Regions from separate parts of the Homo sapiens genome. Here all the other regions are linked to region 3. Evidence: chromatin contacts called from ENCODE Hi-C data. All regions are on one chromosome and are shown on one strand. Each heading gives the region's core, a stretch centred on a gene start or an enhancer-like site at or near the end of the contact. The rest is flanking DNA. Distances are from core to core; before and after follow the strand shown.

Evidence for each region. Hi-C counts contacts between places; a loop is a spot of excess contacts on that map. Pooled maps may share reads with other maps.
Region 1: a map with no recorded cell type shows a loop between it and region 3 (8-fold over the local background). The contact joins the promoter of PPARGC1B here to the promoter of TNIP1 in region 3. A Hi-C loop is called at or near these places in 2 of 37 single-sample maps with no recorded cell type and 4 of 50 pooled maps.
Region 2: a loop to region 3 is called in a map of CD8-positive, alpha-beta T cell, with 6 times the contacts of the local background. The contact joins the promoter of HMGXB3 here to the promoter of TNIP1 in region 3. A Hi-C loop is called at or near these places in 1 of 168 maps with a recorded cell type or tissue (CD8-positive, alpha-beta T cell), 2 of 37 single-sample maps with no recorded cell type and 9 of 50 pooled maps.

Annotation. Positions count from the first base shown.
Region 1 is chr5:149,727,456-149,731,599 of GRCh38, forward strand. It overlaps PPARGC1B (PPARG coactivator 1 beta), which reads left to right and starts at 2,855. Exons shown (of 12, transcript NM_133263.4): 1 at 2,855-2,965. The coding sequence starts at 2,888. RefSeq lists enhancers at 2,454-3,104, 3,343-3,462, 3,473-3,522 and silencers at 2,513-3,192, 3,993-4,092, 4,103-4,144.
Region 2 is chr5:149,998,477-150,002,578 of GRCh38, forward strand. HMGXB3 (HMG-box containing 3) reads left to right here and starts at 2,263. Exons shown (of 20, transcript NM_014983.3): 1 at 2,263-2,703. TIGD6 (tigger transposable element derived 6) reads right to left here and starts at 2,178. Exons shown (of 2, transcript NM_030953.4): 1 at 1,998-2,178. RefSeq lists enhancers at 1,402-2,190, 3,078-3,157 and a silencer at 1,918-1,997.
Region 3 is chr5:151,078,072-151,082,313 of GRCh38, forward strand. TNIP1 (TNFAIP3 interacting protein 1) reads right to left here and starts at 2,963. Exons shown (of 18, transcript NM_006058.5): 1 at 2,809-2,963. RefSeq lists silencers at 793-842, 2,528-3,197, cis regulatory regions at 2,475-3,263, 2,763-3,532 and enhancers at 3,073-3,783, 3,498-3,557.

The DNA.
Region 1 (4,144 bases), core at 1,605-4,104, 1.4 Mb before region 3:
AGTGAATGGCACTGCAGCTCTGCAAGGACCAAGGCTAGAGATGGCTGGCTTTGGGGACACTCCCAAGTTTGGCCTCTGGGCTATGAAGGACACACCACCAGTCAGGGGCCAGGCTGGGCCTGGAAGGGACATCTCCAGAAACCATCCCACAGGACTCTGACTCTGGTGCCCAGGGGAGTAGCAAAAAAAATGGGGTCTTGGGAGAATTCAAGTCCTTAGTGCTAATGGTGATGACATTGGTGATGTTGGTGATGATTATAGTGATGATGGGCATTTCCTACCTGCAAGATTCAGGGCCAGGCAACTGACTTTACATGAATTGCATTATTTCATTCAATCCATCCTCACAAGATCCCTATGTGGAGCAGTACCATTGCTATCCCCACTTTACAGATGAGGAAACTGAGGCTCAGAGAGGTTAAGTAAATGACCAAGGGCACATAGCTAGTTTGCACCAGGATTCAAATCTGAATATACTGGAGTCCAAAGTACGCCAGCAGCCTGTAAGTGCTGGAAAAAAGGCAAGTAACATTGGCTAGTGCCTTTAAGGGATATATATTTCTTATTCCCATTTTAACAGAAGGGAAACAGAACAGAGCGCTTAGCGTATTCTCCATGAGGTCAGGCACTGTGCCAAGCACTGTACATATATTATCTCCTCAATCATCAAAACATCCCTATGAAGTTGGTGGTTTTTTGGTCCCCATTTGTGTAGATGAGGAAACCGAGGCCCGAGACTAAATGACTTGCTGTGGTTCCAAATCAGGCAGTGTGACTCCAGGGCCCACGCTCTTCACCCCCTGAATTGCTGGATACTGGAACAAGATGTTCCAGTATCCAGATGCAGGGTCTGAAACAGAACCCAGGACTCCTAACTCCTAGTCTAGGGCTCTGAGGCTAGATGCAGGCTCTCTGTTGGAATGCATTGTTCCTTAAAAGCACACTGGCCTTAAGCCCAAAGAGTGAAATCACGGCCTGCGGTTCTGGGAACCTCAGACTGGAGAAGGAAGCTTTTGCCCTGGTGTTCAAGTCTCAGCAGGTGTGCTGGGGACTCTCCCTCTATTTCCTTCTCCCGCTGGAAGGGAGCCCTTGTTAGGTGGGCAGGGTGGGGCAGCCCTTATGAGTGTAGGGTGGGAGGAGGGCAGGAGGCAGGCGTGCCCAATAAAACAGACCTAAAGCTTCCCGCCTTCTTGCCTTCATCCAGGCAGTGCCCTCATCTCCTGTTTGGTAAACAACAGGGCATGATGATGAGAGTTCAAGGTTGGAGTCAGGAGGTCTGAGTTCTGGTTCTGGCTCAGGCAGTCACTCCATGTACACATTGACAGTCAGTTTCCTTATCTGTATAATGTGTGGTGGTGGTGGTGGCAGAGAATCAAAATTCTCCAGCTTTTTCAGTTAACACATCATCTATTAAGTGCCTACTATGTGCCAGAAACGGCAGATACAGCAAGTGCAAAAGCAGATTTAGGCCCTGCTTTCATGGTGTTAGAGTCTTGTAAGGAGAGATACAAAGATTAAGTCTTCATTGCAACAAATGTAAAACGGCAACTGTGACCAGCTTTTAGAGAAAAAAGGCCTGCTGGTGGAGCTAAGGGAGCCCATGATGGTGGAGGTGGAAGGAGAGGAAATGGCTTGACAGTCCAAGGGGTAATAGGGAAAGATGCCCCGAAGAGATTACTAGGTGAGTGGCAAGCCCGTTGTGAGCGGGCCTGCGGAGGCTGGCAGGAGCCCAGCCCCTTCATGCATTGTGGGCATTGGTAAGAGAACTCATTGGAGTTTTTTGGGGGAAGGGTGCTGGGGACGATGGCAGAGAGAGATATATGATCAGGTTTAGCACAGAATATAGGCAAACGCACCCTTCAAGTAAAAGATAAAAATGCCTCCTCCTCCAAGGAGACTTCCTTGATTTCTTTGCTTTTGATCTATGGTATTTCTCCCTCCTTCTCTGGCCTTGTAGCCTGGGTAGAGAAACAGTCCTCCAGGGGAGTAAGACCTAAGCTTTCCCTTCCTGCAACTGATGTGCGCTGTAGCTTTGAACGAGGTCCTAGGTATATACATACATACATACATACATACATACATACATACATATATATATACATACATATATATACACATACATATATATACATACATATATATACACATACATACATACATATATACACATACATACATACATACATATATATACACATACATACATATATATATATATATATATATATTTTTTTTTTTTTTTTTTTTTCAGGAGGGATATGAAGAGTGACTTACAGGCGCCCGCCACCATGCCTGGCTAATTTTTTTTGTATTTTCAGTAGAGACGGGGTTTCACCATGTTGGCCAGGCTGGTCTCAAACTCCTGACCTCAGGTGATCCACCCGCCTCGGCCTCCCAAAGTGCTGGGATTACAGGCGTGAGCCACTGCGCCCGGCCTTCGAACGAGGTCCTATTCCTTCTCGAGCCTCAGTTTCCCCAGCTGTGCAGAAGAAGCAGGTTGTCTCGCAGGACCCGCCCAGCGCTAACGCAACGTGATTCGCTCTGGCAGGAGCCGGGGGCTGCCCGCATTGCTGCGCAGGCATCGGGCTGCTGGCTGGGGCACCGCCACCTGGCTGCCTGCGCTTTACCCCTTGCTGAGGGCTGCGTGAGCTGGTCGCGGCGCCAGACACGGCGCAGGAAAGTGGGTGAGCGACCCCCGGCTCCCGCGGGCGCCGCGCGGCCCCGCCCCCGCAGCTAGCGGCCCTGCGGCAGCCGGGGGCTCGAGCTCCGCCCTCCGCCTCCCGCCGGCCTCACTCCCTCCTCCCTCCTCCCTTGCTCGCTCGCTGGCTCCCTCCCCCCGGGCCGGCTCGGCGTTGACTCCGCCGCACGCTGCAGCCGCGGCTGGAAGATGGCGGGGAACGACTGCGGCGCGCTGCTGGACGAAGAGCTCTCCTCCTTCTTCCTCAACTATCTCGCTGACACGCAGGTACGGCCGGCTGGGGCTGCGGGCCCGGGGCCAGGGGTGCTGAGCTGCGGGGGCCGCAGCTGCAGCCGCGGAGGCCGGGAGGCAGCGGTGGGAGCCCTGGGGTAACTGGGGGTTCCAGGCTGCAGAGCCCCCCTTCCAGGCGCCCTGCGATGCGCTCCGTTACCGGGGCAGGGAGCCGGAGGTCTCCCGGCGCGTGCCGGAGCGCTGGGGGCGCTACGGCCGCTGGGGAGGGTCTAGCCTTGGCCGCTTGGAGTCTGCCACCCCGCGGGCAAAACTGGGGGGTACCGCGCTTCCTTTGGGAGGTGGAGGCGCGCCACGGTGTGGGGTACCCTCAGGCTGGCGCTGGGTGCTGGAGGCGCGCCGTCAGCGCCCGGCACTTGCTGCCGTACTTTCACGTGGACTTGTGGCCCCGGCACGGGTGCATGCCCGGGTCTCCGGAGTCCCCTAGTCCTCCAGGCTGTAGTCCCCAGAGTGCTGTTGCTGGCCCCCCGCGGCTTTCTACCCGCGCCCGCAGCGCGGAGTTTCCTGCCAGTTGCCGGCTAAAGGCATAAGGGTCTGCGGGGCACGTGGACATGCGGGCGGAGACAGCGTCTTCCTGGTTTCGCTATCGGGCGGAGCCCCCTGGGGGGAAAAGCCAGGCTGGATGGGGGCGGAAGGACTGTCTGGGGGCGCCTGGGTCCCCCTGCGGTGCGCGGCCCCGGTGCGCGCTCCACGATGCAGGGGGAAGGGAAGGCGAGGCGGAGTCCCAGGCACTGGCTGAGCCCGGGAGCCCCACTGGCGACACGCGCGTGACAGGAGAGGGTGCTCTGGTGTGCCGGGGCGCGGGGGAGCGAGGAAGCTGGTGGCTTGGAGACTGGGAGAGGGGTGCTGCTGGGACAAGCAGCCACCAAAAATGTCAGCACGAGGCGTGCGCGGCCCCCACCCCTTCCCCCATTTTCCCCACCCAATGCCTGTTGCAAGCATAAAGTTTGGCTCCAGAGTTAGGGCTTTTTCTCTGGGCGCCCGGCTGCGGGTCATTGGGAAGCTGAGGATGCGGCGGAACCTCGGAGGAGCCCCGGGTGCTGGCACACGCCTGGGCACGGAGAGGGGCGGCCGGGCGGAACCGGGCGCGGCTCGCGGGGGCTGGTTTGGTACCTGGAGTGGGAGCGCCGGTGCCGGCCCGTTTTGCATAACAGTGGA
Region 2 (4,102 bases), core at 1,013-3,512, 1.1 Mb before region 3:
AGGATGGTGGCGTAAGTGAGTGAAACAGGGATTGAAGTATTTGGAGAATGGTGTGGTGTATCCTGTCTAGAAGTATTCAGAATTTAAAACAAACAGTCCCCCTGCCCTACGCTGGTCCAACAAAACATGATCCAGCAGTAGCAGTTTTGGGTAATTGCCTTCGTAGGCATTTTATCATGAGAATCCTTAAAGGACAAGAGAACCTGCTGTGACTTTATGCTATGACTGTCCCTTCTCAAGGGTAGATTTTTACTATCACCTCCATACATGTATCCATCCATTCATGACATGTACTATGTATTAAGCAGTATGCTTGATGCCAGCCATACAGAGATGAATGGAGCATAGTGCCCACCTTTGAGGAGCCTACCAGGGAAGACAAACACTAGAGCATGTGAAAACTAAATCAGAGGTTACGGAGTACTACTGGAACATAAATGTGCAGATAATCAACTGGAATGGAGCATGGATGGGCAGTGCACTTCAAAGAGGGAATAATATGGTGGGCCTTAAAGAATAAACAAATAGGAACTCATGAGATGAAAGGAAATATTTAACATGAAAGGCAATGAAATACTATATAGGAAATAGAATGTCCTGGTCAGGAACAAAAAATTCTTTGGAGAAGAAAGCAAGGACCAAATCACAGGAAGTCCTAGTCAGGTTTCTAGCTTGCTTTGGGGGCATTAAGAGGCTTTTGACGGTTTTTTGGTTTTGTTTTTCTGGAATGACATGATCAGATTTACAATATAGTCTTTTGGTTGCAGGGTAGAGAACCTAATGGGTAAAGTTGATTTTCCTAAGAGATGGCCTTAAATCTGAAGATAAAAGCAGGCTAAACCAGTAGGCCATATACAGTTTGGATGTTAATTTGAGTGCAATAGGAAGCTATTGAAGGATTTTAAGGAAGGAGAGATGACTGCTGTGTAAAGAATGGAAGGGTATCAGAGAAAAAAGCAGGAGTCCACATGAGATAATGGTGGCTTGGATTAGAGTAGTAATAGAGAGATGGTGAGTAGTAGTCAGTCTGGGGCTATGTTTTTGCAAGCCCTGTGCTGGACCGGATGTGAGGTGAAGGAGGAGTCAAGGATAACGCCCAGGTTTCTGGTTTGAGCACTGAGGAATCCAGCAGATGATGGTGCCATTTACTGAGGTGGGAGGATCTACTGCGTAAACCTCATTTGTTAAGCACTTTACTTGCTTAATATTGCTTACTTGTGGCAGGGCTGGGATTCAAACCCAGGAGGCTCACAACAAAGCTAGCACTCCAAACACTACAGAGTGCTATATAGCTGGTTCTGGGAACTACTAATATTGAGAGGAGACATAGAAAGAGAATGAAGCAAGAGCCAAATCAGACAAGTCTTGGTCAAGCTAAGACGTCTGAATTTTATTTTAAGTGAATGAGACACTGGAGGGTTTTAAGCAGGGAGTGACTTGATCAGACTTACAGTGCAAAATGATCAATCTGACTGCTTCGTGGAGAATGGATTGTAGAGGGGATGTGGGGAGAACTACATCAGTCCAGGCAGGAGATGATGGTGGCTAGAAGGTTGGTGATGGCGGTAGATGCAGAGAAGTAGGCAGACTGGAATACAGTGAGGGTTGTGCGGGAACTTGTACAAATGTGGACAACTTGTGACACTGGAGAGAAAGGACAATCCAATCCAATCCCTATTTGATTTACGGAAGCTCTCCATACGGTCATTCAGCTCAGCTTGAGTCACTCCAGGAACTCACTACCATCACTATTCGTGGGCCAGTGGGAGAGACGGATTGAGGGCAGATCACTGGAGTGATGAAGGCGCTACTTGATGCGGCACTACGTATGAACCCGATCCTGAATGAGAGGGAAAGACTGAGACAGGCTGAGGTCAGGCCTTGAACGTCGTGCTGAGGAGAGGGTGGTATTGTAGGCTTCCCAGCGCCCGACGTGGCTCTGAAAGGTGAGGCGGGGCCTAGATCCCTCACGCTCAGCACAGCCCCGCCCCTGTTACCTGAACGCCCCACAGCAGTGCCCGGGGGCTGAGCGGCCGGGGCGTCCCACCGCCGGCAGCCACAGCTTCCTCCTCCGCCCGGGACCTCTGGCCGGAAGCAGTCCGTTCGCCTTACTAGACCCGCTCCAAGCCTTTGAGCAGTTCGTGTGGGTCCGCTCCCAAGCTAGGGCTGGGCTGTTGCGCTTGCGCCAGGGGTCGCATGCAGTCACGCGCTGCCGACCGCTTCCGGTGCGCCGCGAGGGCCGCCGGGACGGGTCTCCCTGGCGATCCGTGGTGTGCCGCTACTGCCGGTGCAGCCGCCAAACCGGTGCCTCGGTGACGACCGTGTCCCTGCCGTCTTCCTCGAGCTCCCCGGGGCTTGACCCCCGGGGCCCTCGGCAGGCATCGGTGAGGAGCCTGCGGAGCGAACCTGTGCTCCTATTCTTGCCCTTCAGGACCCCATATCGCGACTCCGAGGAGGGGAAGCGAGAGGGGCTGTCGCGACTCCGCGCCGTGTGTCGCCGGGCGGGGCCGCGGGGCCGGGGCTCCTTCAGCCCCCGGGATGCGCGCGCGAGCCCTCGCCTCCACTTCCTTGTTGCTGCTGTCACGACTGGAGCCGCCTCTCGCCGACAGCGGGGAGCGCGAGTGCGCCAGCCATCCCCCTCGTCCAGCCGCCGGGCCAAGCGCCTCCGGGAATGTGAGCGGCGCAGCTTGCACGCTCCTCCGGGTAAGTCCCGCCTTCGAGGGCCGCGCCGAGCCGCTGGGCGACCTCGAGTTGGATGCTGCGGCTCTCTGAGCCTCTACTGAGTCTTCCACAAAGTAGGGCCACTGAGCCTTAGTGTCCTCCTTCCGCAATCCGTATGGGACATTCGGATGTCCCAGACGTCTTAGCTTGACCAAGACTTTGTCTGGTTTGGCTCTTGCTTCATTCATGACCCAGAATGAGGGAAAGGAGCTAGCCCAGAGTCAAACTGTGGCCCATGGCTGAGCCCTCAAAGGCAATCTCGTGAGATTCCAAGGAGGATCTGATGGGACAGAGAAAGTGTCTCGCATATTTCAGGTATTGACCTTAACTCTGTTTTACAGATGAAATAACGGAGACTTAGGGTAAGTAGATTGCTTAAGGTCAGAGGTCCCCGTGCTGGTGCGACTGGTGTAGTCTGTACTAGAACCCGGATTTTCTGTCCTCTAGAGCCCTTCGTTTTTAACCTTAAATTGTCCTGCCTTTTTTTGCATTGCTATACTGCTGCCTCGAGTCTGATAACAAACTTGTACTCAGGCTTAGAACAGGGTAATAAAACAAACAAAACCGTAGGGTGTTGTCTTCCTGCCCTCAGCCCAAGGTGGCTGTAATGAGTGTTTCCTAACCCGTTTTGCGCAGGGTGCTTAGTACCCTATATGCCATTCATTACAGATGCTCTCCTGCAGTTACTGCCCTTCTCCACAAGGCTTTCAGCCGCCCAGAAGTCAATTCAGGGCAAAAAAGCGCAGTCCCCACGTAGCCTTGATTTGAACTACTGCTTCCCTTATCCTTTACTGGCCTATTGCTTACCCAGCCAAGTTGTAGACTGTGTTCTCTTCCTGGGTTGCACTATGGCAGTTAGAATGTAGGTTTTTGTTTTGTTTTTCTTTGTTAGTTTAGTTTTTGTTTTTAATAGGAAGAGGAATCATTTAGAGATGACAGAGAACTAGGAAGAACCTAAGGAATAATGTGTGCTTTACCTGGGGTATATCCTGAAAATTATAGGTGAAATACAGTGTGTCTGCAATTTCTAGGAGAGGTTTTTTGTTGTTGTAGTTGTTTGTTTTTTTAAGCTTTCGCAACATTGTCAAAAGAATTCTTGCCTCCAAAAGACTAGGAGCCACTGGGTTCATCCTTTTCTCACAGTAGAAACAGTTGAAATTTAGGATGTGGAATAGACTTCTCTGAGATCATAAGGTTAGAGTTTAGGTCTCTTGACTCCACATGCAGTGCTCATTATACCTTATTTGTGGAGTGAGGTCTAAATGAGAGGTGTGTGGGCTTTGTACTGCACGTATCAGTCCCATATTTACCACCACAACTGCCTCTTCCCAGAATTCTAAATTTCCTCCTGACAGATTTTCAGGGGCAACTATGTTATTTC
Region 3 (4,242 bases), core at 1,713-4,212:
ATGCCAATCCGACTCATTTGGCACTTACTGGCACACAATGCCTTTCAGGTCACACTCATAGCACATCTCCCCATTTGACCAAAAGTTCCTGGAAGGCAAAGCCAGCTCCTTACGCACCTGTGCATCAAGAACACTGCATGGCACTGGGCACAGGAGTCATCAGGAAATGATGCTTGGGAGAGCGCTAGGAGAGCACTCTGGTTCTCCTCCTGCCTTCTCATCTCTAGGCCTTAATTTCCTCATTTGTGAAATGTGCCATTATTCTACTCATTCACTGAACAAACTCAGAAGAGCCATCCACCAGGCACTCTTCTCCCGCTACAGAAATACACTCGAGAGGACTAAGGAGGTCCCTGCTCACCCCCTTCTATTCTAGGAAAAGAGAAAGACAGTAAACAAATAAACACTAAAAATAACAATTTGCCAGACACTAAGTTCTATACATATGCTTTCTCATTCGCAAATAAGATTCTTTCATAGCATGATACACGTATGAGAAAAATAAAATAGTAACGTGACAGAAAGTGAAAAAAGGGGCTGCTTTGCATAAAAAGATCAGGGAAGGCCCCTCTGAGGAGCTGACATTTGAGCTGAGACTTGATCGATAAGGAAAAACCAGCCATGGGAAAAACGGGGAAAGATGTCCTGGGCAGAGGGAACAGCATGTATGAAAGCCTAAGGATGAGAACAAGCTTGGCTTGCTGGAGGGGGAAAAGCAGGCCAGCATGGTGTGACCAAATCACAGCGGGTACAGGAGTAAAACAGTAACCAGTGGGTTGGAGAGAGAGGCAGACAAACAACCTCCTACAACGCTGCCTCTCTCAAATCAGGTCGGCCTGACCCAACCAGGACATCCGGGCCCCAAGTCACAGGCAGCACTGGGGGTAAGGGTATGACTCAGACCCCACAGCTTCCTGGGGCCCCGAAAAAACTGGTGGGGGTATCCAGGGGCAGGCATCAACCTTCAGCATGAGTGCCATGCCATACCCATGGAACACCCAAGGCTGGGAGACAAACGTGGTTACATAAGCGTGTAGAACACTGCACACTCCCAGCGGCAGCTTCCAGAGGGGCATGATCACGTGCTTCCATGAAGTGCCAGTCCCTGATCACATTATTTTCCCGGGACACAGCCAGGACAGCAGCCTTGGTCAGGGGAAAGGGAACAGGGTCCAGGATTCAAGCGTTGCTAGTCTTGGGAAAGCCTTAACCTTCTCTGGGCCTCAGTTTCCTCATCTGAAAATTAAGAGTTGTTAGAAAGATTAAGTGAGGCCGGGCGGGGCGGCTCACACCTGTGATCCCAGCACTTTAGGAGGCTGAGACGGGCGGATCACTTGAGGTCAGGAGTTTGAGACCAGCCTGGCCAACATGGTGAAACTGTCTCTACTCAAAATACAAAAAAATTAGCCGGGGATGGTGGCGAGTGCCTGTAATCCCAGCTACTCGGGAGGCTGAGGTAGGAGAATCGCTTGAACCTGGGAGGCAAGTTGCCGTGAGCCGAGATCGTGCCACTGCACTCCAGCCTGGGTAACAGAGTGAGACTCTGTCTCAAAAAAAAAAAAAAGATTAAATGAGATACGGAATGTAAGCACTGTGCCTGGCACATAGTAAGCTATTAGCATTATCAGTTTTTTCACTGCCTCAGTTTCTTCTGTTGCAAAACAGAGACCACCACGGGGATGCTGAGTTTGTACTAATATTCTACCCTCCTAATACAATTCTACCCTCCTTTGTCAAGGATTTTTTTAAAACATTCTGAGTCCCCTTTTCTGACCTCTCATCAGATGCCGAATTCCCCTCTATCACACCCCATTGTTTGGAAAATGAGTAAGTGCTGATTAAATCCCATTTTGACCGTACTGTGAGAAAAAAATGATGCATTAGGAATCTACACATTTCCCTGCACTGTCATTCTGCAAGGGGGTGGGGAAGGACGTTGCTGATTCTTCTGCATCATCCACAAAAGTCCCTCCCTCCCCCTACCAAAACACAATCTCTCACCCAGTCGCACAAAATTCCCATCTGCTCCTGTACGCACAATGAATGTACAATGCACACGTGCACACAAATGTCCTACAGTGGAAAGCTCAGCCTTCATACTCCATCCCCAGAAGCACTCCTGGAAACTCATCCATCCTGCACATGCACACAAATGCCTCCAACAATGTGCATACAAAATATGTTCAACAGAAATAGTATAGTAGGAACTCTGGAGCCAAATGCCTGAGTTCATATCTGACTTTGCAACTCACAGCTGTGTGACCTCAAGCTCCAAGTACCTCGGTTTCCTAAAGTATAAAATGGAGATAATAACAATATTAATGTTTAGGATGGAAGTGACAATTAAATGAGTCTAATACACGTACAGCGTTAAGATCAGCACTTGGAAAGCGCCCAATAAAAATTATTATTTTCCTCCTCGTGACATATGTACACTGCTTCCACAACTTGATACGAAAACTCCTGACGCCGCGTAGGCAACTCGTCTCCACAGGATAGACACCCAAAGGGCCGCAGCGCCGCCCGCACCCGGAGGGTCTGCGCTCTCTACAACCGCCCCACGCCGTTCCCAGGCGTGCTACCCCGCGCAGTGCGCACGCGCGCCCCCCACCAGGCCCAGCGCCAAGCAGGGAGTAGCGGCTCAGCCCGGCTTGGCCGCTGGCGGAGACGCCCCGGGACCCCGCGCGCCGGGCCTGGGTGCACAAGCCACCTTCCCCAGCTCGCTCCCCGCCGCCACCGAGGCTCTGGACGATCTGGGCCTGGCCTCCCTTCCTCCCCTCCATCCCCGCTCCGGGCCGGCCGGCTTACCCGAGGACGGGGAGCTTGGGGACACAGCGCCCCGCTTGCTGCGTCCAGCCCCGAATCCAGGGACGGGGCAGCGGCCCGGGCAAGGCTCCGGCCCCCCGTAGCACTCCTAGGGCTCCTGGACGGGGGCAGGGCACCCGGGCCGAGGACGAGGAAGTGCCGGGGGCCTGGCCGGGCCGCCCCACCCCTGGGAAAGTCCCCGGAGACTGGCAGGCCACTCGCCCAATCGCGCCGCGCGCTCCGGGCGGGCCCGCGGCCGCCTGGGGTGGGACCGAGCGAGGTAAACACCGGCTGCCTGCGGTTCCGGGGGCCCGCGGTGTCTCTCGTCCCTTCGGCGGCCTTCCCCTCTAGGAGCGACTTCCCTGGGGCCACCGTCCCGGGCCTGCGCGGCGCCTTGCCGCACTCCCAGCGCCGGAAGCCCCTGTCGAAGGCCTGGGGCCACCTTGAAAGCCGGAATTTCAGAGCGGAGGCGAGCCACAGAGACCACCCAGCCCCTTCCTTGTGCCGAGGGGAACACAGGCCAGAACAGGGAGGGGACCTGCCAAAAGGCACGTAAGCATTTGGCCCTAAGCCAGAGCTGGAGCTCAGGCCCCCAGAGTTCCGTCCAGGGCACTCCAGGACTCTTCTTAACAAAGCTATAGAAATTCCGAGCTGAAAAGACCCATAAAGACTCTACCGCGAACATTTTTTGCTCCAGACATTGTAAAGGATTCCCAGACATCGTAAACGCTTTGCTCCAGACATTGTAGATGCTTTGCGTGCATTATTTTCTTCGCACAATCACGCTAGGGAGGTGGGTTTTACTACCTTTTCTTAAATAATATTTGAGTCACAAAAAGGTTAGATGACCTCAGTAAGGGGCTGAATCAAGATTCAAACCCGGGTGGGCAAATCCAGAGGCCGCCTTCCACCCTACCTACTTATATGTGGGCTAGATAATCCCAACAGACTGGGATTTCCTAGACCGGTAAGGAACATAAACTTGCTTTAAGGGTAGGAAAGCTTTTTAAAAGCTTATCCTTTTATTTTTAAAAAGAAAGAAAGCTAAATTTTAATTCCAAAAAGTGGAAGGTCTAACCTTGGAATAAAGAACAGCTCTTTAAACTAAATATAGCTTTATGAAAAACCTATTGCAAAAGACCCATTTCACTGGTACTGTTGAAAACTTAGTCATTGACAGGCCCTCATCCTCAAAAAGAATTAGGGGAAAGGATTTGGGGAACTGTTTAATACACACCCTCATTTTACAGAAGAGAGACCCATCAATCAACTGTGACTTCGCAATAATACACACACAGATACTTGCCCAAATTATATACCTAATCTGGGGATTCTCCTATAAGGCTTTGTAACCTCCTAGGGTTCCTTCAGTTAATTCAACGGTGTTATCAGATCTTCAAAACGATATTCATTCTAGTTTAATTATGAAAAGAATTA